3 separate regions of the Homo sapiens genome follow, and regions 2 and 3 are each linked to region 1. Evidence: chromatin contacts called from ENCODE Hi-C or POLR2A ChIA-PET data. All regions are on one chromosome and are shown on one strand. The core of a region is the stretch at or near the end of the contact, and the rest is flanking DNA. Distances in the headings are between cores, read along the strand shown. Region 1 overlaps DTNB (dystrobrevin beta). Region 2 overlaps DTNB (dystrobrevin beta). Region 3 overlaps DTNB (dystrobrevin beta).

The links. A loop is a pair of places that touch in the nucleus more often than their neighbours do. ChIA-PET counts read pairs that join two places held with the same protein, here RNA polymerase II (POLR2A). Pooled maps may share reads with other maps.
Region 2: a map of dorsolateral prefrontal cortex shows a loop between it and region 1 (2.0-fold over the local background). The contact joins two enhancer-like sites. A Hi-C loop is called at or near these places in 1 of 168 maps with a recorded cell type or tissue (dorsolateral prefrontal cortex) and 7 of 50 pooled maps. POLR2A ChIA-PET finds 5 or more read pairs at or near these places in 4 of 52 experiments (CD4-positive, alpha-beta T cell, CD8-positive, alpha-beta memory T cell, OCI-LY7 and 1 more).
Region 3: a loop to region 1 is called in a map of naive thymus-derived CD4-positive, alpha-beta T cell, with 2.6 times the contacts of the local background. The contact joins two enhancer-like sites. A Hi-C loop is called at or near these places in 5 of 168 maps with a recorded cell type or tissue (OCI-LY7, heart right ventricle, naive thymus-derived CD4-positive, alpha-beta T cell and 1 more), 22 of 37 single-sample maps with no recorded cell type and 10 of 50 pooled maps. POLR2A ChIA-PET finds 5 or more read pairs at or near these places in 7 of 52 experiments (GM12878, Panc1, activated B cell and 4 more).

What each region holds. Positions count from the first base shown.
Region 1 is chr2:25,519,524-25,523,618 of GRCh38, forward strand. The region is part of intron 9 of DTNB (dystrobrevin beta); the gene reads right to left. Among named protein-coding and RNA genes, the nearest start is that of DTNB-AS1, 100 kb to the left of the region's middle. RefSeq lists an enhancer at 2,835-2,884. Within about 2 kb of position 2,793, at least 3 of the 41 ENCODE cell types and tissues checked have a DNase peak (open chromatin) inside an H3K27ac peak, as active enhancers do; they include OCI-LY7, where a contact is called at or near this core.
Region 2 is chr2:25,584,499-25,588,861 of GRCh38, forward strand. The region is part of intron 6 of DTNB (dystrobrevin beta); the gene reads right to left. Among named protein-coding and RNA genes, the nearest start is that of DTNB, 87 kb to the right of the region's middle. Within about 2 kb of position 3,058, at least 3 of the 41 ENCODE cell types and tissues checked have a DNase peak (open chromatin) inside an H3K27ac peak, as active enhancers do.
Region 3 is chr2:25,396,988-25,401,514 of GRCh38, forward strand. All of the region lies in intron 16 of DTNB (dystrobrevin beta), which reads right to left. Among named protein-coding and RNA genes, the nearest start is that of DTNB-AS1, 22 kb to the right of the region's middle. Within about 2 kb of position 2,709, at least 5 of the 41 ENCODE cell types and tissues checked have a DNase peak (open chromatin) inside an H3K27ac peak, as active enhancers do; they include OCI-LY7, where a contact is called at or near this core.

The sequences.
Region 1 (4,095 bases), core at 1,543-4,042:
AATCCCTTATCCAAAATGCTTGGGACCAGAGTGTTTCATATTTTGGATTTTGGAATATTTGCATTCTATTTACCCTGGTTGACCATGCGAATTCCAAAAATCTACAGTCTGAGATGCACCAGTGAGCATTTCCTTGGACTGTCACGTCGGCACTCAAAAAGTTTCGGATTTTGGAGCATTCCAGATTTTGAATTTTCAGATTTGAGATGCTCAACCTGCATATTTACCTGTCAGAAATGGTTCAAGATTACAATCTTCCAAACAGGTTCAGTCTCAGGAGATCAAGATACCTAGAATGAATCTGATACTCCTTTCAAGCAATTGGAACATCAGATTCACCTAGAGGTCTAAGAAAAAAGTATCATCTTGTCAGTTTCCTCAAATAAGACTCTAGTCTCCCATCAAAAGAAGAAAGCCCAACTCACAATACACACTCAATAAATACTGTGGAAGACAGTGTTTCAACCCAGACTAACTTATCAATATTATGAATTCTGTAACACCCGATAATTGGAGAATACAATAAAACCAATTAATAACTCTCTTCAGAAAAAAAAAATTGGCTTATTAAAGTTGTAGGCTAGGGGCAGTGGCTCTCGCCTGTAATCCCAGCACTTTGGGAGACCGAGGCGGGTGGATGACGAGGTCAGGAGTTTGAGACCAGCCCGGACAACATGGTGAAACCCCGTCTCTACTAAACATACAAAAATTAGCCAGGCGTGGTGTGTGACCCAGCTACTTGGGTGACTGAGGCAGGAGAACTGTTTGAATCCGGGAGGTGGAAGTTGCAGTGAGCCGAGATTCTGCCACCGTACTCCAGCCTGGGCGACAGAGCAAGACTCCGTCTCAAACAAACAAACAAACAAAACAATTAAAAATGGCTGTAAACAGCAAGGCAATTCACCATAAGTGCCCTTGTCACAAAAGCCATTTTTAACTCCAGACTCATCCATCATTTTAAAAGAAGTGTCACAAAAATGTGCTTTAATAATTAAACAACATAAACAAGAAGTTAGACTTGTTCTTTCACAGGGTTACAAATGGTCTTATATTATTCCTGGTCTGGTGAATTCTGCTGATATATTTAAAGTTGTTATGAATAAGTAGAAAACAAGCATATTTGTGTTTTACCAAAAAGTTCATAAGCACTGATAGCACCGATACTTAAAGCATAATTGTCTAAAGTTCAAAAAGAAGATTTATGAGGTATAGGAAAAAAACAACAAAGAGAACAGATTTTTTAAGTTCATATCAAAGTAATGTATACACAGAGTCTAAGTCAGTATTAAACAGAAGAGCAGTTAAAATAGAACAAATTAGAGCCACATTAAAGTATTACTGTAATTACAGTTTTATAATTACAGTATAATTTAAATAACAGTATAACAGTATTTTTTAATTATCTAGGTTAATTCTGTTTTGATGCAATGTGCGGAGAAAATTGGTTGGCTTAGCTGTTCAAACATGCTATATATTTATGTATGCAAAGGATGCAAGAAACAAATAAAAGACTTTCTGTCAGTAAGAGGCAGTCTGGTTTCTAGGTAACAAATTTTATCTGAGTCCTTCAGCAAAAGGTGTTATCTTCACCGCTGCGTGAAAAAACAACTTGGGCCATCAAACCAAAGATGATGATCATTCAGAAAAAAGAGTCTAAAGAAGCACAAAGTGCCCTAAATTTGCAGTTTTTAGACACCCTTCTTTGAGAGCAGGGGTTGGCAAACTTTTTCAGGGCCAGATAGTAAATAATATAAGCTCTAAGGGCCATTTGGTCTCAGTCGTTAATGACTCAATTCTGCCACTGGAGCTCGAAAGCATCCATAAACAACATAAAAATGAGTGAGTATGGCTGTGTCCCAATAATTTTTTTTTTTTTTTTTTTTAAGACAGAGTCTTGCTATGTCACCCAGGATGGAAAGGCACAATCTCGGCTCACTGCAACCTCTGCCTCCCAGGCTCAAGCAATCCTCGTGCCTCAGCCTCCTGAGTAGCTGAGATTACAGGTGCATGCAACTGTACCCGCCTAATTTTTATTTTTTTAGGAGAGACGGGGTTTCGCTATGTTGGCCATGGTGGTCTTGAACTCCTGTGATCCACTCCCAACTCAAGTGATCCACTCCCCTTGGCCTCCCAAAATGCTGGGTGAGCCACTGAGGCCAGTCCCAATAAAACTTTACTTACGGACACTGACGTGATTTTCATGTAAGTTTCACTTTACAAAATATTCTTATTTCTCTTCAAACATTTAAAAATGTAAAGGTCTTGTTAGATCATGAGGGACAGGTTGGCCTTAGCCTGCAGGCTATAGTTTGCCCACCCCTATTAAGATGAATCCCAGGTGTGTGCAGCGGAAGACACTGGGCTCTTTCTCGCTAGAATTCAGGGTAATAGACACACTAAGCCAACACGTGAAGTTTTGCTTCCCCTCAGAAATAAATCTACACAAACTGAAATGCAATGGTGACTAACCACTAATTAAAGAGATTAGGCTTAAGAACTCTGTGGTTAGAAAATTAGCAAGAGCAAATTGCTTGAATTCGGATCACAGGAAGCCTGTTAGAGGCATCCAGAGGTAGACGTGGTATAAATATGTTTTTGCCAAAAGAAGCAACTCATTTCTCTCAGAGACCTGGAAGTAAGAGAAGTTGCTAGAGTGCTGATACGTGAATTGGCTTTGTTTTGAATACACGTCTTGCAATTTATTTGAAAAACCTTGTTTACTCAATATTCTCACCACCCCCCAGAAAGGAACACAAAGAAATATGCCTGACATCTAGTGGTGGCTTTGGGAAACTGTAGGTACATGACTTGTATTACTTTCTGAAAGAAAACCAAAACCAAAACAAAACGCAAAAACATAAATGGTGGGGAGGAGTCAGATGCCTGTGTATATAAATTGTGTTGGGTATAATTCATTCACTCAATACATTTTAGGTGCCTACCACGCACCAAGCAGTATTTCAGGTAATAGGAATTCGGCGGAGAACAAGATAAAGTCCAGCCTTTGTGGAGTTTACATTTTTGTGACATGATTAACTTTATTTGAAGGAAAAGACTTTAAAAGTTTATAGCCTTCTAGCCACTTAAAAGCACTTTCTCATACATTATCTTAAAAAAATCCTGAGACAATTAAGACAGGTTTTATTAACACCATTTTACAGAAAGGCAAACTGAGGTCTTTTTTTTTTTTTTTTTGAGATGGAGTCTTGCTCTGTCGCCCAGGATAGAGTGCAGTGGTGCAATCTCGGCTCGCTGCAACCTCTACCTCCTGGGTTCAAGCAATTCTCCTGCCTCAGCCTCCCAAGTAGCTGGGATTACAGGGGCCTACCACGACGCCCAGTTAATTTTTGTATTTTTAGTAGAGACGGGGTTTCACCATATTGGTTAAGTTAGTCTTGAACTCCTGACCTCAGGTGATCCACCCACCTTGGCCTCCCAAAGTGCTGGGATTACAGACATGAGCCACCGCACCAGGCCTGGAGTCCACACATTTTCTAAAGAGTCAGACTTCGATTTGTACTAATTTATTATTTTGCTGGCTACACACAAAAGGAAATATTGGTGAGCCTATCAGAAAAGTCTATCAACAGCATTAACCTTCAATTAAAAGGATCTCATGAACTAAATTCTGGTTAGCCTACTGCAACTATATAAAACTGGCTTCTTCACTCTCACTCAAACCTATTTGCAAACACTCAAACCTATTTGCAAATGCACAAAGTACTATGTGAACACTGTTAGCACCTTGCAGAGTAGCTAGAAGGTCCTCAATAAGTATTTGCTGAATTAATGAATAATTAAGAATCTTAGCAAGCGTTAAGAATTGCTATTCATGGCTGGGTGCAGTGGCTCACGCCTGTTATCTCAGCACTTTGGGTGGCCAAGGCAGGCAGATTGCTTGAGGTCAGGAGTTCGAGACCAGCTAGGCCAACACGGCGAAACCCCATCTCTACAAAAAATACAAAAAGTTAGCCAGGCATGGTGGCACGCACTTGTAGTCCTAGCTACTCAGGAGGCTGAGGCATGAGAATTGCATGAGCCTGGGAAGCGGAGGTTGCAGTGAGCTGAGATCACACCAGTGCACTCCAGCCTGGG
Region 2 (4,363 bases), core at 1,808-4,307, 65 kb after region 1:
TAACATATAATAGGTTCATCATTATTTTTAAGTGACTTAGTTTTCTTTTATTTCTCAATTTTACTTTTTTTTTTTTGAGACAGAGTCTCACTCTTTTGCCCAGCCTGGAGTGCAGTGGCTCGATTTTGACTCACTGCAACCTCCACCTCCCAGGTTCAAGCAATTGTCCTGCCTCAGCCTCCTAAGTATCTGGGACTACAGGCGTGTGCCACCATGGCCAGCTAATTTTTGTATTTTTAGTAGAGACGGGGTTTCACCATGTTGGCCAGGCTGGTGTTGAACTCCTGACCTCACGTGATCCACCTGCCTCGGCCTCCCAGAGTGATGGGATTACAGGCGTGAGCCACCATGCCCAGCCTCAATTTTAACTTCTAATATGGAAATACTGACAGACTTAACCCATATAAATAAAAGCTCTTTGGGGTCCTCAATAATTTTTACAGTATAATGAAGTCCTGAGACCAAAAATTTTGAGACCTGTTAGGAGAGGCTTCCCATCTCTAAAATTCCATGACTCAATAAATAATTTTATGAAAGGCAGGTTGGCTCTTTTTGTCCCCTATCTTTTTATTTTGTTTTTGCTCTTGAGTTGAACACATTCTTTGCATTTCTCCTTATTTTTAAGAGCTTAATATTAATATGAACTATAATAAAATGCAAATCATGCATTCCCACAATTCTCATTTTTCTCTATTTCCCTCCAGATGTATATATATTTCTACATACTTGTGAACAGAATAGATATGAATACATCATCTGTTTTTTCACTTAACGTTCTATTAAACATCTTGTTTTGTACAAATTCTTCATTTCTAATCCTTTTAACAGCTGCCTGATCCACTGAGCGAAACCACCATGATTTATGCCTCCCTCTATAAAACACTGAGACTGCTTTTATCACTGTATGCAGTCTCATATTTTTTCTTAGAAACAAGCGTTTGTTTGTTGCTCTTTGTTATTCTAATCTAGACTGACAACTATTACCCTACATGCCATTCTCACTTCCCTTCCTCCACCCTTGACTACCTCTTCCCATTTTTAAAAGGGGAGAGGAGTAACCCCTTAAAAATGAAAAATCCAGTATCAATAAAATAACATGAGAAAATAAAATAATTTAGCTATAGATCATCATTGCTACAGTCTCCAACTTCATCATTTCCAACAAAAACTCCTATAATGTGCAACATAGAAATATTTACCCATTGCCTTATCATTTAAATGATGTATGACATTTAGTTAACTGTCTTGAAAGGGACACTTCTAAAGTTTTCAGGTTAAAACATTTTTATGCAAACTTCTGAGTATAGTTACAGAGATATTTTATCTGACAAGGGCAAACATACATTAATCAGAGTTACAGAGTTGTTGTAACTGAAAGGGGCAGTCTTTCAATTATTTTCACACTGAATTTCCCCACATCACAGATTTATTTTGGACTTTGAAAATAAGAGTAATTTATAATGACAAAATAATATAATGTTACTCTGCTTTTTCTTAGAGATATTTTTATTTGTTATGGATAAAGGAAAGATTAGAAAAACTTCAAATATTCTGAAATACTATATTTCTCTCATTGCAAAGATTATTTCCTTTGAAAAAATCATGGAATAATATCAGTGAAAACGAGGATGCAAATACATTATGAAGTTTAAGCTTTCATTAGAATTCAAACCAAAATTACTAATTTTCTCATGTCATACTTAACTTAAAATGCTTCATTAAGCACGGGCGGCCAGGTGCGGTGGCTCACACCTATAATCCCAACACTTTGGGAGGCTGAGGCAGGCGGATCACTTGAGGTCAGGAGTTTGAAACCAGCTTGGCCAACATGGTGAAACCCCATCTCACTAAAAATACAAAAATTCGCCAGGTGCGGTGGTGGGCACCTGTAATCCCAGCTACTCGGGAGGCTGAGGCAGGAGAATTGCTTGAACTCAGGAGGTGGAGGTTGCAGTGAGTCGAGATTGCGCCACTGCACTCCAGCCTGGGCGACAGAGCATGACTCTGTCTCCAAAAAAAAAAAAAAAAAAAGTTTAAAAAATCATTCAATTAATCCAGGAAATAGTATCGATCGTTTTCCAGACACTGTCAGTCACTGGGGATGGAAAGCTGAAGGAGAGCAAGGTCCCTCCCTTCAGGGCATAACTGAGCTGTAGGTAACATGTCATGGAAGTAGAGAAGAGGACACAATCCTAAGATGAAAGATTAAAAACATCAAAGAAGAAGGCATATTTTTGCTAGGATGTGGAATCTGAAGCCTTTTTTGGAGGAGAGACAGAAAGTCAGGGGTTACTGGCATTTCAGTGAGAACTAAGAATATAAACAAAGACAAAAAGTTTGACTGCTTTGACTCACTCAAAACAGGTTACTCAAAACAAGAGAAATGCAAATCAAAACTACACTGAGATAACATTTCTCACCCATCAGATTGGCAAAAATTCAAGTGTGGGAACATGTGCTGCTGGCAAGGCTGTGGAGACACAGATGCTCTCGCACAACACTGAGGGGGATGTAAACAGTGCAACCCCATGGCCCTGTGGCAACAGCTAAAAAGATCCCATGGTATGCTAAGGGTAGGAACAGGAGAGGGATGGGGTAGAGCGGGAGCAATCAGGAATGGCGGTGAAAAGGTAGACTGTGGTTCGACTGCTGAGAGCCACAACGTCATGCTAAGCAGCTTATCCAGCAGGCAATGAGGAGTGAGTCGAGTTTTTTATGAAAAATAAGGACATCAACAGAACTGTATTGCAAAATGATGATTTAAACTCAAATTTGCTTATGATTAAAAGGAATAATAAAACCAACATCTGAGAAAGCACACTCCTCTTCCTTAGGCTGCCATTGAGCCACTGAATAAAGTGACGAGAAGACCAGGGTCCTTCGTTTTTTGGGTGATGAATTTTTCTGCTTTACTTGAATACTAGTTAGTCATACATAAAGCAGTAAGGCAGAGGGGACACTGGAAGTCCAGAATGGGACTGCACACTGGACTGTGCCACCAATGAACACCAAGAATGACCTGGACCGACAGCCCCACACCCCACAGGCTGGGGAACTTCTTTCAGCTCATGAATCATCAGTGGGGAAGCGGGGGGAAGGGGTGCTTTCCTAGAGCATGTGGACAGCAAGTACTGCTAACAAAAATCCTTTTCTAAAAAGAAAACAATCTTGAAGCCACTTGTCATTTCTATGTAAGGATTCATTTAGTAAGACACTCTCTCCTTCACAGGCCCAACTAGAATAAAATCTCACTTCTAGGTCTCTACAATTTTGTTCAATCTAAGTATGCTAGTGAGACAGGCCTCATTACTATAGAGACCTGATCATAATAAAACCCATTCTACACCCTGCATTTCATCCCATCTAAGATGCACTTATAAGATCACTTGTAAGACACACCATTATTTTTTTTTCTACCCCTAAGAAAGAAAAGCACTCAGCCAATTTAACTAACTCAATGACTTAATTAAGCATAATCCTTCGTGACATGTGAATTGGTCACACCAGCCTCTTGATGAACTGAAATTCCTTTCATCTATTCAGGGGAACTTGGCAGTTTGGTCTACCTTCAGATGCAATGCTTTAGTGTGACAATAAATTATTTTGGTTATATCTCAGTAATAAAAAAATACAGCTTCATCTATTTGGGGATATCCTCTTTTTTAAAAAGGCTCTATAAAGCCTCCTTAAAAAAAAAAAGGCTCTAAAAAGCACCTGGTTGTTGCTTTGCAAAATAATATGGAATTCCTCCAATGCTGAATATTTGTTTTACTAACATCCAGTGTATTCCCCTCTATTCTGTCCACACCTTTCTGCATTTATAACAACATTGTCTTTAATGCCAAATCACAGTATACTCTCTTCCGAGAACTTTTTTTTTTTTTTTGAGACGGAGTCTCCCTCTATTGCCAGGCTGGAGTGCAGTGGCATGATCTCGGCTCACTGCAACCTCTGACTCCCAGGTTCAAGCGATTCTCTGGCCTCAGCCTCCCAAGTAGCTGGGACTACAGGCGCACGCACCACGCGCAGCTAATTTTTGTATTTTTAGTAGTGACGGGGTTTCACCATGTTGGCCAGGATAGTCTCGATCTCTTGACTCCATAATCCACCTGCTTCGGCCTCCCAAAGTGCTGGGAGTACAGGCGTGAGCCACTGTGCCTGGCCTCTGAGGACATTTTAAATGACAACACATGTAGTGCCAAAAGTGGATACAACTCAGTTGAAGTGACAACAAATGATCAGCTATGATCAAGTTCACACATGTGCAGGAAATGACAGCCCATCATAACCACTGCCTAACCAACTGCAATTGTGAGGTATCATTGGCTATATATCTCAACATCAGAAATATTAAGATATGAAA
Region 3 (4,527 bases), core at 1,459-3,958, 120 kb before region 1:
ACTGAATTTCTTTAAGCCATCTACGGAATAAAGACCAAATACCACCCCCACACCCCCACCTCCCCCACCCAAAAAAAAGTAAAATAGTGCAGCTGCTTTGGACAGACTGGCAGCAATTCCATTCCTAGGTATATATCCATGAGACATGAAAACATGTCCACACAAAAATCTGAACCCAAATGTTCATAGCAGCGTTATTCGACATAGCCAAAAAGTAAAAACAATTCAAATGTCCATCAATTCAGGAGGCCAAGGGAGAAGAATTGCTTGAATCTGGGAGGCAGAGGCTGCAGTGAGCTGAGATAGCGCCACTGCACTCCAGCCTGGATGACAGAAAGAGACTCTGTCTCAAAAAAAAAAAAAAAAAAGAAAGAAAACAGTATGCTACGTGCAAGAAGCCAGTCACAGAAGCCAGTCACAGAAGACCACATATCGTATGATCCCATTTATATAAAATGTCCAGAATAGGCAAATCTCAGGGCACAGGAAGCAGGATAAGAATCTCTGAGGGCTGGTTTCGAGTTTGCCTGGAAATGCCTAGATTAAGTGACCAGTTCAGACAGCGTAGGAACTCAAGATGGAAATTAAATCCACTTAAAGAACAAAAATGGGCCGGGCCCGGTGGCTCATGCCTGTAATCCCAGCACTTTGGGAGGCCGAGGTAGGTGCATCACCTAAGGTGAGGAGTTTGAGACCAGCCTGGCCAACATGGCGAAACCCTGTCTCTACTAAACATACAAAAATTAGCTGGGCATGGTGGCGCATGCCTATAATCCCAGCTACTCAGAAGGCTGACGCAGGAGAATCGCTTGAACCCAGGAGGTGGAGCTTGCAGTGAGCCAAAATCCTGCCACTGCCCTCCAGCCTGGGTGACAGAGCAAGACTGTCTCAAAAAAAAAAAAAAAAAAAAAAAAGAATGACCTCTGAAATGCTAACACACTTCACTGTAAGACAGATGGCCCAGCCAGCATTAAACATATGGCGAGGACTCAGGAATCTCCCTCTGCATGATCTGGGCCAGGCACCATGGCCTGAGGACCGCACATCAGAGTCATAGGACCCAGGTGAACATCCAGGCTGCTTCATAACAGCATGACACTGAACCTTTGCAAATACTTTGATATTGAAATGATGATGGGGGATGAGACAAGAGGGGTAGGCAGGGTGGCCAGCCACATGTGTCTAAAGCTCTAGTATCTGGAAGTGAAACCTCCTGCCCACCATCAGCCTGGAAATAATCAGACCCTCTTCCTGGGATCATTACCTAGGGCATGCCTTCTGAGGAAGATAAAAACCAGATTCTAGAAGTTGTGTTTGTTCAGAGCAGTTGAAAGAGAAAAGCTACGACTCCTGGGCAGGTGTTATTTCTCCATGGGTCTTATGCCCCAGCCCTTGGCGTTAGGATCACACTGGATGAAAATGAAGCCAGGACAGAGCTGTCAGGGCCCTCCGTGAATTCTGGTTTGTGTAGGGTAATACCAGTTTGCAATCCTGGGTGGGTCAGAGGCACAAGTGATAGCTCACCAATATGCATGGGCTTTCGCCAGGCCTGAGGCTAAGGGTTCAGGAAGCCTGGAGACCGGAGCCGATCTTGGATGAGATATACATCACGCAAGGGATGTCAACCAACTCTGTTCCTTGGTGGTTTTGACAAAAAAGCAAAAGTGTGGGCCCATCCACACTTGACTCTGTTGATGGGACTCTGCTCTCTCTTGCCACTCCCTCTGCTGGGAGCACTACTCTCCCCCATGCTGTCTGATTGGCTCCTGCTGGTCCCCTGGGCATCAGTCTCACTACTATCTCCTCTAGGATGAGACAATGTCTTTCTGAGATACTCCCACGGAATCTTGTGTGTCTCCATCACAGCACTATCTCACTTCTTAAATTCCATCCTCTGAATCCCTGTGCTCAGCACAGGTAAATTCTTAATAAATACTTGTTAAATGACAATGAAGTGCATCACATTTTTGGCCCTTTTTCTTCTGTAATGAAAAGTGGAAAAGAGCAGGAAAAGTGCTGGAGCAGGTAGTAATCTCCAGGAAGTAATACATCTATCAGTCGTCAGTGAATCTTTTCTTTTTTGAGACGGAATCTCTCTGTCACCAGGCTGGAGTGCAGTGGCGCGATCTCGGCTCACTGCAACCTCTGCCTCCTGGGTTCAAATGATTCTCCTGCCTCAGCCTCCTGAGTAGCTGGGACTACAGGCGTGCACCACCATGCCCAGCTAATTTTTGTATTTTTAGTAGAGATGGGGTTTCACCATGTTGGCCAGGATAGTCTCAATCTCTTGGCCTCATGATCCACCTGCCTCGCTTGGCTTCCCAAAGTGCTGGGATTACAGGCGTGAGCCATCGCCCCTGACCTTTTTTTTTTTTTTAGACAGGATCTTGCTGTTTCCCAGGCTAGAGCACAGTGGTGTGATCTTGGCTCACTGCAACCTCCACCTCCTGGGTTCAAGTGATTCTCGTGCCTCAGCTTCCTGAGTAGCTGGGATTACAGACATGCACCACCACATCTGGCTAATTTTTGTATTTTTAGTAGAGATGGAGTTTTGCCATGTTGGCCAGGCTGGTCTTGAACTCCTGTTCTCATGTGATCTGCCCACCTCAGCCTCCCAAAGTGCTGTGATTACAGGAGTGCTGGGCCCAGCCAACCAGTGAATCTTTATGTGAGATACTTTAACTAGATAAGCAAATGTGGTCACCAGACCTCTGAGATGGCCCCAAGGGACCCTCCCCTGCATTCATATCCGGGTGGAGTCTCCTCCCCTTCAATGTGGGCTAGGCCTAGTGACTCGCTGCTAATGAATCAGACAAGTGGGATATCACTTGTCTGGGATAAAAACTGTATTTTTCAGATATAAAATTCTGTGACCTATGATCTTCGCTAAGTTAACCTCGTCTCAGACATGGCAAGAACCAACACTTTGCTTCAGTTCTGACCATTCTGTCAGTGAGGAATGCTCTTCTGGGGTCCCAGCAGCATCTCGGTCACGTCATGGCATATTCTGCTTCTAACTTTCCTTTCTCACAAGTGGAGTCCGTACCACAGCTGCTGGCCACGTAGGCCTTGTACAGATGATGCTGATGAGGAGGTGTAGGGAGCAGGATACTCTGTATAAGATGGAACTATCTCAGGAAAGAGTCTGAAATAAGGTCCTTCTAACTAAATAAGTACAAACTGGAGTGTGTGGCGCACATGCAGTCTGAGAAACCTTCTGTGCACAGCAACATTCCTGACATGCTGACAATCACCTCTGAATCTGGCTGGAGTTTGTTCCTTCTGTTTACTTGATAGGCACAGGCCAGACAGAACACACTAAAAATCAAGATGGAGCACCGCACTGTGCAAATGCACCTCGTCTCAAAAGCACAGATGGGCTTTATGTTCAGAGAGGCAGGCCCTTCTCCATGGAGACTGCTGAACACTCCGCTCAACGCGAACCAGTCTAGAATACGCGGCACAGTGGGAGACTTGGGGAGGGGGAGGCATCACAGTTGGCACCCTGAGATTACAGGAAACCTGAGAAACACCTAGAAATCTGCAAAGGTAGAGCAACTAGTCAGGTGGCTCCAAGGATGGGGATATGTTGTCCAATGATAGGCACAAAAGACTCTTGTGCCTCTGGGTTTCAGCTGCCAGGAGAGGGCAATTCGCCTGGAGAAGCAAGGGAAGCTCTGCAATGTGCTACTCAGTGTTTTAAGGTTTCCTGATATAAGGAGTGGAATCTTGTTGTAGTACAAGCTGTAACAAAGGCTTGAGTCCAGCACAGGCCAATCATGGGTCTAACCAATAACTAAACACAATAAATGCCCTGTGACTCAGGTTCTCTCAATACAGAGGTCCCTTGTATAACAGTTGGAAACAATTCTGTTGCAAATGTAGAGCCAGTGAAACATTACAATCTGATAAGCTCTCTAGACTGCTGGCTCTTCATTTTCAAATCAGCAAAGACCCTGAGAACCCGAGAAAGCTCTGCATCATGTTCCAAGAAAAGTGTTCAGAAATTACAAAATCAGAGGGTTCATGACCCCAGCAAACTAGCTTGTTTTAGTCCAACATTCATTTTTCATTTGAGGAGGCTGAGGTCAAGAGAGGTCACAAGGTCACACACAAAATCAGTAGACAGGCTAGGACTGGTCCCTGGGTCTGCTAATTGCCTCAAACTGCTGGCGGAAAACTAAGCATATTGGGATCACAGCACAATGTTTCTGAGACTAAAAGGAACATGGATCAGTCAAGACTTCTGATGACTGACACTAACCGTGATTTTCCAGGGGACAGTCAATTTCATTCCCAGTAAGGAAATGTGAGAAAGGAGAATACAGGGATTATGAAAATCTCTTATGTATAAAAACAATCTCTTGTTGGAGCCAAAACAGGTATAGAAAATGCCAGAGAAGGTGCCCTGAGGACACGGGGATCCTTCACCAGCTCTGCATCTGAGCACAGAGGCAGGGACGCACATGCTGTGGCAGAGAGAACTGGCCAGGAGACCAGCTGCACGGAGAGAAAGGCAGTGTCTTT